Linked DNA regions of Homo sapiens: region 1 is linked to region 2. A link is a loop called in an ENCODE intact Hi-C map of the cell type or tissue named here. Cell type or tissue: PC-3. All regions are shown on one strand. Links, peaks and the distances in the headings refer to the core of each region. The heading gives the core; the rest is flanking DNA.

What was found. A loop is a pair of places that touch in the nucleus more often than their neighbours do. Peaks named below come from ENCODE experiments on the same cell type or tissue, not always from the same donor. Only the 100,000 strongest peaks of a DNase experiment are listed, where the experiment ranks them.
Region 1: it touches region 2 in a loop (8-fold over the local background); 3 of 110 quality-filtered maps call a loop at or near these places.

Annotation. Positions count from the first base shown.
Region 1 is chr3:168,039,512-168,045,754 of GRCh38, forward strand. GOLIM4 (golgi integral membrane protein 4) reads right to left here. Exons shown (of 16, transcript NM_014498.5): 4 at 5,317-5,370; 5 at 3,868-4,018; 6 at 1,881-1,963; 7 at 1,275-1,358. Among named protein-coding and RNA genes, the nearest start is that of GOLIM4, 53 kb to the right of the region's middle. In PC-3, for the core only: CTCF peaks have their summits at 1,305 and 1,506; a DNase peak (open chromatin) is centred at 1,290.
Region 2 is chr3:167,883,277-167,892,122 of GRCh38, forward strand. It overlaps the pseudogene MEMO1P3. Among named protein-coding and RNA genes, the nearest start is that of SERPINI1, 150 kb to the left of the region's middle. In PC-3, for the core only: no CTCF peak of the experiment used is centred there; DNase peaks (open chromatin) are centred at 3,665 and 4,055; H3K4me3 peaks cover 282 bases; H3K27ac peaks cover 860 bases.

The DNA.
Region 1 (6,243 bases), core at 72-2,571, 150 kb after region 2:
CCTCGGCCTCCCAAAGTGCTGGGATTACAGGCATGAGCCACGGTGCCCGGCCAAAATTTTTTTTTCTATTATAAAACCCTGTGAGTAATACTGTCAGAGTTCTACTCCAGAATTTGGTTTTGGTCATCAAATAAATGATTTTACTTATCTTTCTATGGATTTTCAAATTGTTGCTCAGTCTTACATTTATGGCCGTTACAGCACACAGAGCACTCAAATCAGTTTGTCACATTTATAGTATGAAGAACAGCCTCATATAAAATAATACTTGACAAAAATTTTTATAAAGAAGACGTGAAATGAAATGATCCCTGACGTCAATTTCATTTATACACATGTAAAAAATCACTACACAGCTACAGCTTAGGAGGAGACACCTAATCAATGACTGTTTAGAAAAGGAATCTCACAAACACAGATGCTACAGCCTCTGAGATGGGTCAGGGACAGAAAATTATACCTTTTAATAATTTTATAAAGAAAAGAAAACCAACATGGGTTTCCTGATGAGCATAGATCGTTTACCTTTGTTCTTTTATCATAATTCCTCCAGTAAGAATAAAAGTGAAGATCTAGTTTACAACAGCAACTAAACTAGCCATTCCTGTTTCCTTCCTTCTGCTAGAAATCTGCATAACACTTAGCATGAAATCGCTTTAATAAGCTCTCCAACACTTGTATTTGTTCCCCTGTTCATTCAGTAAATATATACTGAGGGCCTGCCTTGTGCCAGGAGCTGTTCTAGGTTTGAACAAATGGAGCTTATGACTCTTGTTTTTCCTTCTCTGTTGACTCTTCTACTTTTCTGTAATTTGACCAACAACACATAAGCCTCGTTCCAAAAGGAGGGTGTGTAGGCTGGAATTCTGGGAGCAAGGCAGACACAGAAGAAAAAGTCTGACAATAGTTTTAGGTAGCTAGCAGCATAAAATCCTACAGATACTACACCAAGAGTCAACACAGATCAGATAGTTGCAAAAGACTATATATGTGAGATCATTTCTGTGATTTAAACAAGTATTAGACTACTGCATGTAGGGACGAGAGTGGAAAGAAATGATCATTTATGTACCGCACAACCAGTGCAAAAAATAATCAAAAGTTTAATATCTTACTGATTGAATTTTGAAAGCATGCATGATCCTCAGGATTAGGATAGCTCTGTCCTAAGGAACTCACTGAAGATTGGCTTGTAAGAGACTACATGCATAAAGGAATTGAGAAATGTTAAGCAGACTTGTAAAAGAACCCACAGAGGCTGCTACCCTTCTAACCTGTGCAGCAGCTAGTGCACTCTTGTGGTCTTCCAAAGTCACTACAAGTTGTTCATGCTCGGAGAGTAAATTCTTATGCTGTTGCTACACAAAAAAGAATTTTACATGTTGAGCTTTAACATTCTACGACAAATTCTTCTTTGGCTGATCGTGATATGGCTACCCAAATGTTACTTGCTTGTTTATTTGTTGTTGTAGCAGCATGTGTTAAGTTTAAAAATCATCGTAGAGAGAACACTACGCTTTATGTAGTATTCCAAAATCTAAAACGTGCTACCCAAATATCATAATCATTTATTTACAATGAAATCAAAACCAAAGAAACAAATTTCTCATTATTAGTAAACTTTTATAAATAAAAAGCTTATTAATATGTAACTAGCATGAGAATAATTTCAGTACTAATGAGAATATTCAGATTTTCAGACCATCTTTTAGCTTACAATGCTGAAGTGGTAAAAATATTAGGTACACTCTAGTTAATGCAAAGCCCACAATAACAACGTGGATTTGTAAAGCAGGCCAATTAGGGAATGACTTTTTAAAGTCATTCTACCAAATAAAGCAGGCAAACACTAAATAGTGAAACGTTTGGTTTTCTTTTACCTTGACATCTTGAAGCTGTGTATGTATGTCTTGGTGTGCTTTCCTTAGTTGTCTATTCTCTTCTCTCAAATTGTATACAGTCTCTATTTTAGAAAAAGAAGGATCACACATAAAGCCTTGAAACTTTCAGGATTCTGTTTCTATTATTTTCATATCTAAAGCCACCTATAACTTATTTTAGAATTTATTTTGAACTCAGACAATATAATATTCAAAATCAACAAAAATGATATTGTATTGGGATGTAGCATGGTTTTAGCTGGACATCTCAATCCACTCTGGTTCAGTACTTTAAATGCTTTTAAACAACTTTTGCATGACAGACAAAAGATAAGGAATTTTTGTTACCTAGGAATTAAAAATGAGATGTTAATGTCAATAAGCATACCCTTAGGAATAAAATATAATGCGTAGGTGTACTCAGATTTGAGTCTCTTCACAAATTAAAAACAAAGCTTCAGCATTTCAGTCAAATTTTTAAAAATAATTTAAAATTTTAAAAATATATAAAAATAAAATAATCAGAAAGTATAGACCCTTAACCCTTTGTAGTACTGCCTCAAGACTATTTAACTCCTGCATGACTTTTTGTTGTAACTTACTTTTTTTGAAATGCTATATTATAGAGAAATGTTGCAAAAAACATATAGAGTGGTCCTAAGGACACAACACCCAGCTTCCCATCATGATGACATCTTATACAAATACAGTACATTACCAAAACCAGGAAACTGTTGGGGTCAGTACAGTGAACTAGACTACAAACTTGATTTGGGCTTGACCACTGTTTTTGCATGCACCATATGCCTCTTAAAACCAATTATCTCACTTTAAACTTATTTAGCACCTATTTTTTTTTTTTGACAGAGTCTCTCTCTGTCACCCAGGCTGGAGTGCAGTGCAATGCCCCAGCAATGCAGTGCCCCAGCAATGCATTTAATTTTAGTGCGATCTTGGCTCACTGTAAGAACCTCCGTCTCCCGGGTTCAAGCGAGTCTCTTGCCTTGGCCTCCCGAATGGCTGAGATTACAGGCATGTGCCACGATGCCCGGCTAATTTTTGTATTTTTAGTAGAGATGGGGTTTCGCCATTTTGGCCAGGCTGGTCTCGAACTCCTGACCTCAAGTGATCCACCCACCTTGGCCTCCCAAAGTGCTAGGATTACAGGCGTGAGCCACCGTCCCCGGTTGAAATGGGGAAGACGTGTGTCTTGTGATTAATCTGGAGTTCACCTAAATATTTGATTGCAGAATGCACTGGTTTCTTTCTCCAGGACTCACATGCACTCAGAAAAGTGACATATTTTGTTTCATATTACTATGAAAATACCTGACACAGATGTTGATGGGTAGCAAATTTATGAGCAACTACTCTACATGCTTTATGTAAATTATTTCTCACACCAATTCTACAAGGTTGATATTTTTATGATTATCTCAATTTCACAGATAAGACAATGAAGCCCACAGTTGTCACACAACTTACCCATGGTCACATAGCTAGTGAAGAAGCCAAGATTCACCTGGGCAGTCTGACTATAGAACTTGAGCTTTTTTCAGTTACTACTGGCGATCAACAGCAAGTCTCTGCTCCCTTGGAGATTTTTAGAAATATATGGAGCAATTTTTGATTGTGGCAATAACTGAGAAGCATTATAGCATTTAGTAGGTAAGGATCAGAGATGCTATCTGTCTCGCAACCCAGTTAAGAGAAGAATCGTCTTGCCCAACAGGGCCATGTGCCCCACTGAGATACAAGAGAATACACTACGATACAACAGAACACACGACATATTCTATTCTGCTTCCCTAAACCAACCCAAATAGATGAAGATACATGTGAAACATTACAAAGAAAAAGTGACTGGTAAAGGACCACATGATAAATGTAAATCGATCACCACTCAAAACAACAGTCTACAGTTGCACTGAAACATTAATATCAGTACTTATTTAGAGATAAACTGGCTAATCAGATTTCCAAATACCTTTTAGCTTAGAAAGTTCTTGTTCTTTTTCTTGCTGGAGCTGCAAGTATTTTTGCTTATGGTCATTAAATGTTCTACTGAAGTCTTCCCCTTGTTTGCGATGTTCCTCTTCCAAGTCACTGTGCTGTTTCTTTAGCTCCTCGTGTTGGCTCTGCAAAGATGAAAACTTGAGTAGAAATATACATTCTCTGAATTATATGAGAGTCTATTTCTTGACAGCACAGTAAACAAAAACAAATGAAAGCAAGCAAGCACAAACACATGAAGAAATAGGCTTTGTTTTTCTCAAGTTGCTTTAATTTGTGCAGCTTCCCTCCATTTCCCCTGGATTTCAAATGAACAGTTGGGATCACAGCCAAAAATAATTTTCCCCTTAATTTTTAAGAAGTTAGCATGAGAGATGGAAAGGGAAAAAATGTGGGAAAATTCCCAGGGACACATATTACTGTGGAAACAAGGTAAAGCTAATGGCAAAATTATCCCTCCCTGGGTATTATGGATTTCCTCTTTCGATCTGATGTTTTCCCAGCAATGCATTTAATTTTCCTTCTTTGGTATTTCAGCCTTTCTGGTAACTCAGTTTAAAAGAGAGAGAGTAAATGAGACTTTTCCCTTTGGGAATAGTAATCAACTGTTTAGAGAATTGACTTTTATTTACCTTATTTCCGATTATAATCCTACAATGTAATCATGATCTAGATAAACACTACAGTCTCCAAGTGCTTAATGTGAAAGCATGGTTTGCTTTAATTCATTTACTGCTCTCTTGATAATAAGAAAAGATTCCGGTTTCAATAAAAAGTGCATGCCCTACTGATATCAGAGGGAAAGACAATAGCAAACAGAAAGCGAGGGGGAGGCACGGTGGGGTGGAGATGCCGGCATGATCTGCATCCTGCGAGAAGGGCATAACTGCATGCTGCCCGTCTCTTCCAGCTTGACAGAAACAATGATCCTCTTCCTGACACAGAATAATGAGTTTTACTCAAGGACCAAGGAAGCAGAATCTTTAAATAATAATTTGTGTTCCTGTGGTAAGTAAAAGGACATTTATTAAATATTAGTAACAAGAAGGAAGCATTTTAATAGTTCTACAGCCTCCAATCTGTGTAAGATAAAAGAAAATGTCTAAGGAAAACCACTGTGAGAAAGTAAATGAACATAAAACCCTAATGGATAGAGAGAAGAAGAAAATTAAAAATGAGGTAACCGAGAGCCTGATTTGCAAGAAAATGTGTAATAATTAAAATGTTCTATGTAATCGAGTGATAAATACGACAAGCCATTACAACTATATATAATTTTTAGCCAAATAAGATTTTAAAATGCCATATTACAATACAAATCAACTTCTGTAAACTTTCTTTAATCACTTTAAAGGCCATTAGTCAGTTCAAGTATTAGTTAATCCTTTCTTTTATTCATAAATAACAACTTTAGATTACTCACTTTCAACATCTGATGTTGGACATTCAGTGCACTGTATCTGCTATTGGAATCTTGCTGTAAATCAAAAAAAAAAAAGAAAACACAAAGATAAATATGGCTCTCTTGTTAAATACAGCTTAAAGCACTTTAAAATATAACTTTATTTATTTCACTTGTGTACAGTAAAATGAATTCTACATTTGAACCAAGATGTCGCTGGAGCCATCGATTTAACACAGAAATGAAGTTTTAACATTCCCCTTAGTTTGCTAGATTTTAGAGTAAAAAAGCAGGATATGAAATCATAAAACAGTAGCTTGAAAGAGCCCTTAGAGATGATTTCCTTCCACTTTCATATTCAGAAGAACTGGAGCCCAGACATACGAACTTGTCCTGAGACACAGAGTCACCGCGCAGGGCTAATATATGCGCTGGGTGCTTGAGGTAAGAGGGAAGAAGAAATAAACCGATGAGGAGCGGGCCTCACAAGCTGAGCATGGCTTAAAGGGGGAAGAGAAAAGGCACTTTCTTTCCCTGAACTTCAGCGGGTAAGAAATTCTATATACATGATTTTACCCCAGTGAGGCTCTATTTTGCAGAGTGAGAAACTGAGTAAAGATTAGGAACCTGCCAAGAGCAAATATTTCATTAAGTAGCAGAGCCAGGATTGAAACTTGAGCCTAAGTCTCTGGCTGAACTGCGTGTCCTGAGCTCCAGGTTCCAGGGGTATATCTTTGTGTTCCTGTGGGGTATCTTCACATATGGACCCAATAGTCCCGGGCAGCCATAACCAGTCAGTATGCAAAACACACCTGATTCTTTTCCCTCTCTATGCTATGTTGTTTATGTTTAGGTACCATATCCCTCACTTTACCCTGCCAGCACAAGTATACACTCATGCATTTTTTTTCATATTTTTATTAAAAACTTCTAAAATGAACTGCATTT
Region 2 (8,846 bases), core at 2,819-5,318:
GTTTACATCCATGTGATTGGCATCTAAATTATTATTTTAAAGTTAGATGACTTTTGCTAATATCCTTGTATTTAAATTTTTAAAAATACATCTTTTTATTCTTCTAATGTGGTTGAAAAATTACTTTTATTGGAGGTGAATAGGATTCGGACTTAAATTGTAAGACTTTTTTCTTCTTGCTCTTTTCCTTCTACCTTTGATTTAACTTACAAAAAAGCACATAGACAAAATATATTTAATTCTCTATTTAGTCATAATAGTTTCACAGACAAAAGTCAAAATGAGATTTGAATTATACTTTGTTGACAGGTAACTGATTGCCCTATAAATATCTCAATGACATTTCATTGCCTTTTTTGATAAATATGACATCATACTTTTGTCTATGATGCATGAAAATTGAAAAAATCTAATTATTACAACTTTTGAAAGATAAGCATTTAGTAGATCTCTTTAAGTGCAATAAAACAATATTACATCTCAACAAAACTTACCCTGTACTAACAGATACCCAGGAAATAAATAGTGAGTAAATTTGAAATTGCGAGCCTTTTTCACTTATAATTCTGAATATACAGATTTAATGAAATAGCTCTCTTATTACAAATAAACTCAAAGAGCTGGAAAGCAAATACAAGAACTAAATGTAGAAGAGTTAGTTGGTAGATATAGTTAAATGGGTGTAGTTATAATAAAATTTGTTTTTACTTGTTTTTTTATGTTAGAGCGATTTCTTTCTGAACTACCACTTCACATTGAATTATAGACCTTCAGGAATAGTTGCCTCCTTTTGGATTAATTCAATAAACATTTACTAAATAGCTCACATCTATGGCAAGTCCTATGCTAAGACTTGGGGATATAATCATGAATATTTTTTGTCTTCTGAGGCCCACTGCCTATTGGGAAAACTAACAAATTATTATTTCAACAAACCTACAATACGGGGATACAATGAAGATAAGCACAAAACAATAAGGGAGCAATGTGGTCTAATTACCTTGAAGGACCAAAAGGACTGAGTGAAGTAAAATGTTAAAGTGTCAAAAGAGTTACAGAAAGGGGAAACAGAATGAGACAAGACACACATGTTTTGGAAATTGCATTCTGGCTTCTGCATTAATGTCATTACATTTGCTCTTACAAGATCACTAGAGGCAGTCACCTCATATTAATGCCTCCTGCAGCTTTTGATGCTTTCCTGTAACACCCTTCCTCTGGTATCTGAGGCATCCTACTTGGTTTGTTTCTATCTCTCAAGTCATTCACAGTCTTGTTTATGGCTCTCTTTTTAGTCTCCTCTTTATCCGTTAAAGGTTAGTATTCCTCACAATTTGGTCCTGACCTCTCTTCTTTCCTTACTCTTCACATTTTCTGCAAGCAATCTGATCCAGTCCCATGGTTTCAATTTTCAAAAATCTTTTGAAACCGCTAAAACATCTGTCCCTAATTTCTCTCTCTCTCTCTTCTGGGTTCCAAACACATAATACAGCACTTTTGCCTGATAGTTCTATCTGGCTGTTCTTGAGGGTCCTCAAGCCCAACATGTTCTAAAGCAAATGTTTTCCTGCCCCATCGCAGTGCATGGTACTACCATTTTCCTGGTTGTCAATGTCAGAAATCTGAAATGACATCTTTGATTTTTCCTCCCCCTTAGTTCTCCATGTCCAATTAGTTATGCCAGTAATAACTTCTAAAGAGTCTCTCAAATTCCCCTGTGCTGTATCCTCTTGGTATAATTATCAGACTTTTGCAAGACTCTCCTAAGTTGCCTCCAGCCTCAAGTTCTCCTCCCTTCAATCCATTTTCTGCAATGCAGTCAGGTGATCTTGGTAAAGCACAACTTTGATCACATCATTCATTCTCATTATTAAAACCCCCTAATAGTTCTCATTTATATAAAAATCAAGTTAAACTTATTCATAAAGTGGCATGTATCTCGATTTGCCTGAGACAATTAAGTTTACGATTTTAGCTCCAGGATCTTCTGCTAGCACCCCCTTAACTCTCAAAAGGGTCTTGGTTCAGATGATAACTTATATTGTCACCCTACATATAAAATCTTCAAAGATTTCTGCTTGTGTCTTCAGCCTCATCTCTGTTACTCTCTTTTTCATTCTAAGCCCTAGCCACCCTAAACTACCAAAGGTACTCAAACTGCAATGCTCTCTCTCACCTCCAGCCTTTGCCTTTTGCCTGTATCGTCCTTTCTCCTGTTTCCCTTTCTTTGCCTCTCTCACTCCTACTTAACCTCCAGGTGTCAGACTGGATAACAGTTCTTCTTGAAAGCCTTCTCTGATTCTCTTCTACCTCAGCTGATCAAGTGTGCCTTCTAAGGGATTCCATACCATTCTAGTTACTTTTATTGTAACACTTTTCATGCTAATTAATAATTTCCTACTCTTTCTTTCACCTTCACCATATTTCTTCCTTGAATAAATCTGACCTGTTCACTATTGTATTTCTACCACTTAGCACAGTGCCTAGCACACACAGTAGAAGCTAAAATGCTAAAAGGCCTGTGAATGGTGATGGAATTTTTAATCAACCTGAACATAGTTTTATTTAGACTGAGATGAAAACTCTTTATAAAAATTGATTTATCTTGTAATTTAATGAGCAATGACCGTTCGGTATTTTGGCCTCCTTTATCTTATTTATGTTATCAAATTTTGCCAATGGAAATAGAGTGAACAGCGAACCTTGTAATTCGCTGAAGAAAATAATAAAAAATTATTTAAAATACAATTTTGGGGTTTTGTTTAGTATTTATCATAATAATCTTTTTTATTCATTTCTCTCAGAGCTGCCAGTTAGTTTCAGGTAATTAAAATGATTTCAGATTCAGTGAAATTACTTGTTCGCCTTTAGATTGGTTTCTATCAGCCCAGATAGCTCACATTAAAATATAAAGCAGGTGGGTAATCTGAAGAACATCCAACACAATAAAGTCACAAATGGAGTCTCATTGTTAGGGATTATCAATAAGCACTTAGCAGTGATTTTTCTGGTAATGACAGGTTAACTGACTTCAAAAAGGAAAGTAACAAAAACGTGATGAGTTTCTAGGAATAAATGTTTTTTGAAGGTTGATATGATATAGGCGAACATCAGTATTATTGACTAGAATTTGGAGATTCAAACTAGAGTGCAATAAAAGAAGTCTAAAGTAGGCCGGGTGTGGTGGCTCACGTCTGTAATCCCAGCACTTTGGGAGGCTGAGGCAGGCAGATCACAAGGTCAACAGATTGAGACCAGCCTGGCCAACATGGTGAAACCTTGTCTCTACTAAAAATACAAAAAAAATTAGCTGGGCATGGTGGCACGTGCCTGTAGTACCAGCTACTCAGGAGACTGAGGCAGGAGAATCGCTTGAACCCAAGAGGTGGAGGTTGCAGTGAGCCAAGATCGTGCCACTGCACTCCAGCCTGGCGACAGAGAGAGAGTCTGTCTCAAAAAACAAAAGAAAAAACAAAACAAAACAAAACAACAGAGAAGTATAGAATAGAGAGCAGCTTCACTACATGTTGAACATTTATTAAGCTCCCTTCCTGTAAAGAAGGCTGGGAAGCATCAGAGATTTAAACAGCCTTTGGCAAAACAAAATGAAACCCTTAGCAAATATTGCATCATATTTTTTGCAAATAAAAAATTTAAAAAGTGAGTTTTGTTGGCATTTGGCTAGTTGCCATTTCCGCTGTAGATAGCAAAATCTTTAGAAAGTATCAATTAGCTTGTGTTAAGCTCAACAAGATTATATCTGTATAAGAAAAATTTTAAGATTCCAAGAATCAGCAGTGCTGTAACATCAGATTTGGGCAACCCTAAAAATCCTTTAGTTTATTCTCCAGCACCTTTTAACAAAACCATTCTGTATTCACATTTTAAGTCTTCACAGTAGACCTGTTGTTAATTTATGCCATTACTTATCTGAAAGCAAGAAAACTGTTTTTCCTATCTCACATAAATCCTTTGTGTACACATGATGTTGTCATACCACAACACATGAGTTACATTAGTATGATGTGCCTTTTTGCCCTCTGTGGGTTTCAAGGATGATAAATCTGCTAAATAAATAGAATGTTGCTACTTCAGCAGCCTGTTTCTTTTCTAGAATGGACTCCAGAGCTGTGACTCCCAAAGCCCCAAAGGCTGGTCCACAAGTTAGCATTGGCAAAACCAAGGGAAAACAAGGAACACAAAGAAAACATAGTCGAGTTTCATGATGAGACATTGTGCTACTTTAAACGATTAGCCTTTATTTTAACAGTGGGTTTTTTTGTATTTGGATTAACTAATATATCTTTTCATTTTAGAAGTGGATGATGAAATATATAATATTTCTATTGTTTTAGTGACCTTATTTGGAAAATAAGAAACTGTAAATTTGATGTCAATTGATTTTCTAAAATTTTGCATAGTTATAAAATACTCAAATTGGAAACTACTGCTTTTCTACAGTGAATTTGTAATAAGTTAATTGAGTTAAATCTTGAAAAATCTGTGACTATATTTTATACATACATATATAAACATGCACATGCAAATATATGTATATATAATTATTTATGTTAGAAAATTTCATATAAAGAAAGGATATTTTAAAAATGTAAAATGATAAGCACTTGGTCCACCTCATACTTTCCATCAGTTGTTATAACCTGGTATCAATTACCTAGTAACAATATTTACTTAATAACAATTTATGATTACCTAACAATTTCTTCCAGTTTAAGTTTTAATTTCTCTTAGCCTGCTTTTTTTTTTCTGAGTTGTGTAGCCCTTTATTAGCAACTAAAATAGAAGGCATCTGTTGTACAACACGGGTAGTAATTGACTATAACTGGAAATCTATTATATTCTAATACAGATCATCTATAAATGCAATTTCTTTATTAAAAATCTTCCACCTTTTTTGTTTGTTTGTGTACAATTTGCAAAACTATTCTGAAAGTGGAATATATGTGCACAAGTTTGCAGAGTGCAAATTCAGGATATGGTAAATGCTTTACCAGTTACTTTCCAAAAACTGTCTGCTGCAACTGAACCTTTACATTGTCATCTTTTTTGATCAAAATATTTTGATGCCAGCCTTCCTTCTACTGCCTAAACTATAAGGCATTTTTTAATGACCTGAAGGTTTTGCTATAGTTACTATGATGAATACCAGGGGGAGATTTATAGATCCACTGAACATCTAGATAAAATGGGTATGAGTGTTACAGAACAATTAGACCCTGTATCTTTTACCAATTACATGAAGAAATATCGTAACTATATGTGGAAGACTTCCCATTCGGGTGTTATTAAATGCTATCACAGAGCTCCAGAAGAATGGAATGAATATGAGCTTTTCCTTTTTGAATTATGCCCAGTCAAGCCAGTGTAGAAACTGGCAAGACAATTCAGTGAGTTATGCAGCTGGAACACTCATGGTCCACTGAAGCTCTGAATCCTCAGGGATGCCACCTGCACATTCTCATACTCTGTCCAGGGCCCCAACCTAGCCTTTACCATGATACTGGTCTTGGTTTGGGGGGATTTGAAACCTCAAACTAATAGAAATTTCTTTTTTTTTTCTAGTAGGTGTAGTCCTTCCTTAGCCTGCTTTTTAATGAGTGCTGCTAAAGCCCTTAGCCTGCCTGTTTACCCTTGGAGGTAAGATCTTCTTCTCCTCTGATTAGAAAAGTCAATCTCCCCAAGCATTTCTGCTTCATTGGTTTCACTCTACCACTGAATGGCTATTATGTGCCAGGCCTTGGGCCAGGTACTCAAAACTCTGTTAGACCAAGAACATAACTATTCATACCCTGGGGGAAAAAAGGGAAAAACTTTATCTCCAATTTAATCTTCCAAGAAGAAAATAAAAGCTTTTTCCTTGATTATTTTCTCCCCGAAGATTGGAATATAAGGCAGGATCCATACATCTATGTTACGAACATACCATGGAATTTTTCTCAGTTTGTGTCTTGTTTCCCAACCAGTTATTCTTCATACTGTTACAGGAAAATCTCACTTCTTCTTCTGAAGCTGCCAGGTCAAGAGGGAACTGAAATAAATTTCCACTGAAAGAAACCTCTTGAAATGTTTTCCATAAACAATTCATACATAAACACACAAACATTTCCCAATAGTTAACTCTGTGAAGTGTTCTCCAGCTTAAGAATCATTTCTCCTGCCAGGTGCAGTGGCTCATGCCTGTAATCCCAGCACTTTGGGAGGCCAAGGCGGGCAGATCACCTGAGGTTGGGAGACCGAGACCAGCCTAACCAACATGGAGAAACCCCGTCTCTATTAAAAAATACAAAATTAGCCAGGCGTGGTGACACATGCCTGTAATCCCAGCTACTCGGGAGGCTGAGGCAGGAGAATCGCTTGAACTTGGGAGGCAGAGGTTGCCGTGAGCCGAGATCGTGCCATTGCACTCCAGCCTGGGCAACAAGAGTGAAACTCCATCTCAAAAAAAGAAAAAAAAAGAATCATTTCTCAGCTGTGAACTGTTTCCATCTTCCATGTCAGCAGGATGACTTTAGATAGTTGTACTTTTACGCACTTATTTAACTAATACTTCATTCATTCTTATGATATACCAGACTCTGTGTTTGACACGAGAGATACCAAGTGGTGAACAATATAGACAGGGAATCTACTATGGCTGTCAGTTACTTGGTAGTAGGTAATGACCAATGTGAAGAAAGAGTAGAAGAAAATGAATTAACTAGTCATTTGTTTGGAGAAGTCATTTCTTAAACATCTAAATTAGATTAGGCCCTTTTCCTACAATAAGCTCTTAAATAAACACCCGGTATACCTACATCATAATAGACATAACAGCTTTAATCAATTAGTTGTGAATTTGATGTAAGTTAGCATTAGATGCCTGATCTGTACATAGTGCCAGGAAGATAGAGGTTGCTTCTGTGTGTTCTCCACTCTGTTCTCAAGACCCAATACGATGTCTGGTACCTTGTAGTTACTCAGAAAATGCATATTAAGTTGATGGTAAAATCTTAGTCCCAGGAACAATAATATTTGGTTTCTTACATAGCACCTTCACTACCATCTGTCCAGTCAGGATAAGTAAGAATCATTTTACTGCTATCAGGATCTCAAAACAGACTGAGACTTGGAATTGGGAGAAACATGAAGTTGAACATTTCAGAGCACCTGGCACCTGCCCCCCAAACCAAAGCTGTTGTCTAATTAGTCTGCTTGGCATAAAACTAGATTTGCCACTGCTCTGTAAAACTACTTTATTTCAAACAGACTACAAAAGCAGCACGTAGTGATCACAGAAAAATTGGAAAGTTTAGAAAATTATATATTATATGTGTTTAAGATTTTGCTAGAGGTATTTAAGGCCACCCCTGTAACCTTGCTTTGTAGGTACTCATTATTGAGCACCATCTCATAGCCTCTTCATGTGCGCTTCACTTTCCCAGTGCCCCGTGCTTCTCACCACCCTATTCTGCAAACCAATCTGCCCTTTTTTGATGCCATGTTCTGAATCTTCCCTTCCCCGACCCTCAACCGTTGGTTTCCATTTCCATGGGAATTGCTGATGACTAACAGGCTATTGTCAATCTAACCCTTATGCAGAAGCCCATTTACAAAGCTCATAAAAGCATAACTCTGAAGTGTTGAGAGGGTCCGGGGGCTCAGAAGAAAGGCATTTTCTTGCCTTTTCCAGTTTCTAGAGGTTTCCTGCATTCCTTGGCTCATGGCATCCTTCCCTCTTAAAGTTAGCAATGACCAATTGAGTTTTCCTCCATTACATCACTCTGACACTGACTCTTCTTTCTCCCTTTTACACATTTAAGGACACTTGTGATTACACTGGGCCCACCTGGAAAATTCAGGAAAATCTTCGTATTTTAAAGTCAGCTGGCTAGCAACTCTAATTCCGTTGGCTACCTTACTTCTCATTTGCTGTGCAGGGTAACACAGTCACAGTTTCCAGGTATTAAGATGTGGACATCTTTGGGGAGCCATTATCCTGCCTAACACAGGAGGGTTTGTGAGTCCTCTAACATAGTTTTTTCTACTTTGCCTTATAAGACCTCAAGATTTTCCTTTCTCTTCTTTTCCTCTTCACCTCTGCATTAGGCAGGGTTCTCCAGAGACAGAATCAGTAGGATATGTACATATACATAAGCAGATATAGATACCTAAGAGGTGATGTGTTAGGGGAATTGGCTTAAGAAAGTATGGAAGCTAAGAAGTCCCACAACTAGCCACCAGCAAACTGGAGACATGGGGACGGAGGTAGCCTGGCTCAGTTCAAGTCTAAAAGCCTCAGAATCAGGGAGGCCAATAGTGTAACTGTCCAGGCCCAAGACCTGAAAACCCAGGAAATCACTGGTGTAAATCCTGGAATCCAAAGTGGAGTTCTGATGTCCAAGGGCAGAAGAGTGTACCCACTTAAAGCCAGACAGAATTTGCCTTTCCTCAGCATTTGTGTTCTATCTGGGACCCCAGCTGATTAGATGGTGCCCATCATATTGAGGGTGGATCTTCCCCACTTAGTCTACCAACTCACATGACAATCTTCTCAGGAAACACCCTTACAGACACACCCAGAAGTAAGGCATTACCAGTTGTCAAAATATTCCTTAATCCAGTCAGGTCGACACCTAAAATTAACCATCAAAACCTCCTAGTTGCCAAAGGGTATGTCTCACTATTTTTCTTGCCTTTATTCTCTCCCAAAAGCTGTGTTTCAAAAAAGGCCCCTTTATATCAAGCCTGTGCTTTCACATCTTGCATACTTTGAAGTCTCTTCCCTGTAGCTCATGCTCTGATTTGCCTGAACACTTTCATGGTACTTTCTGATAGTTTTAGATCGA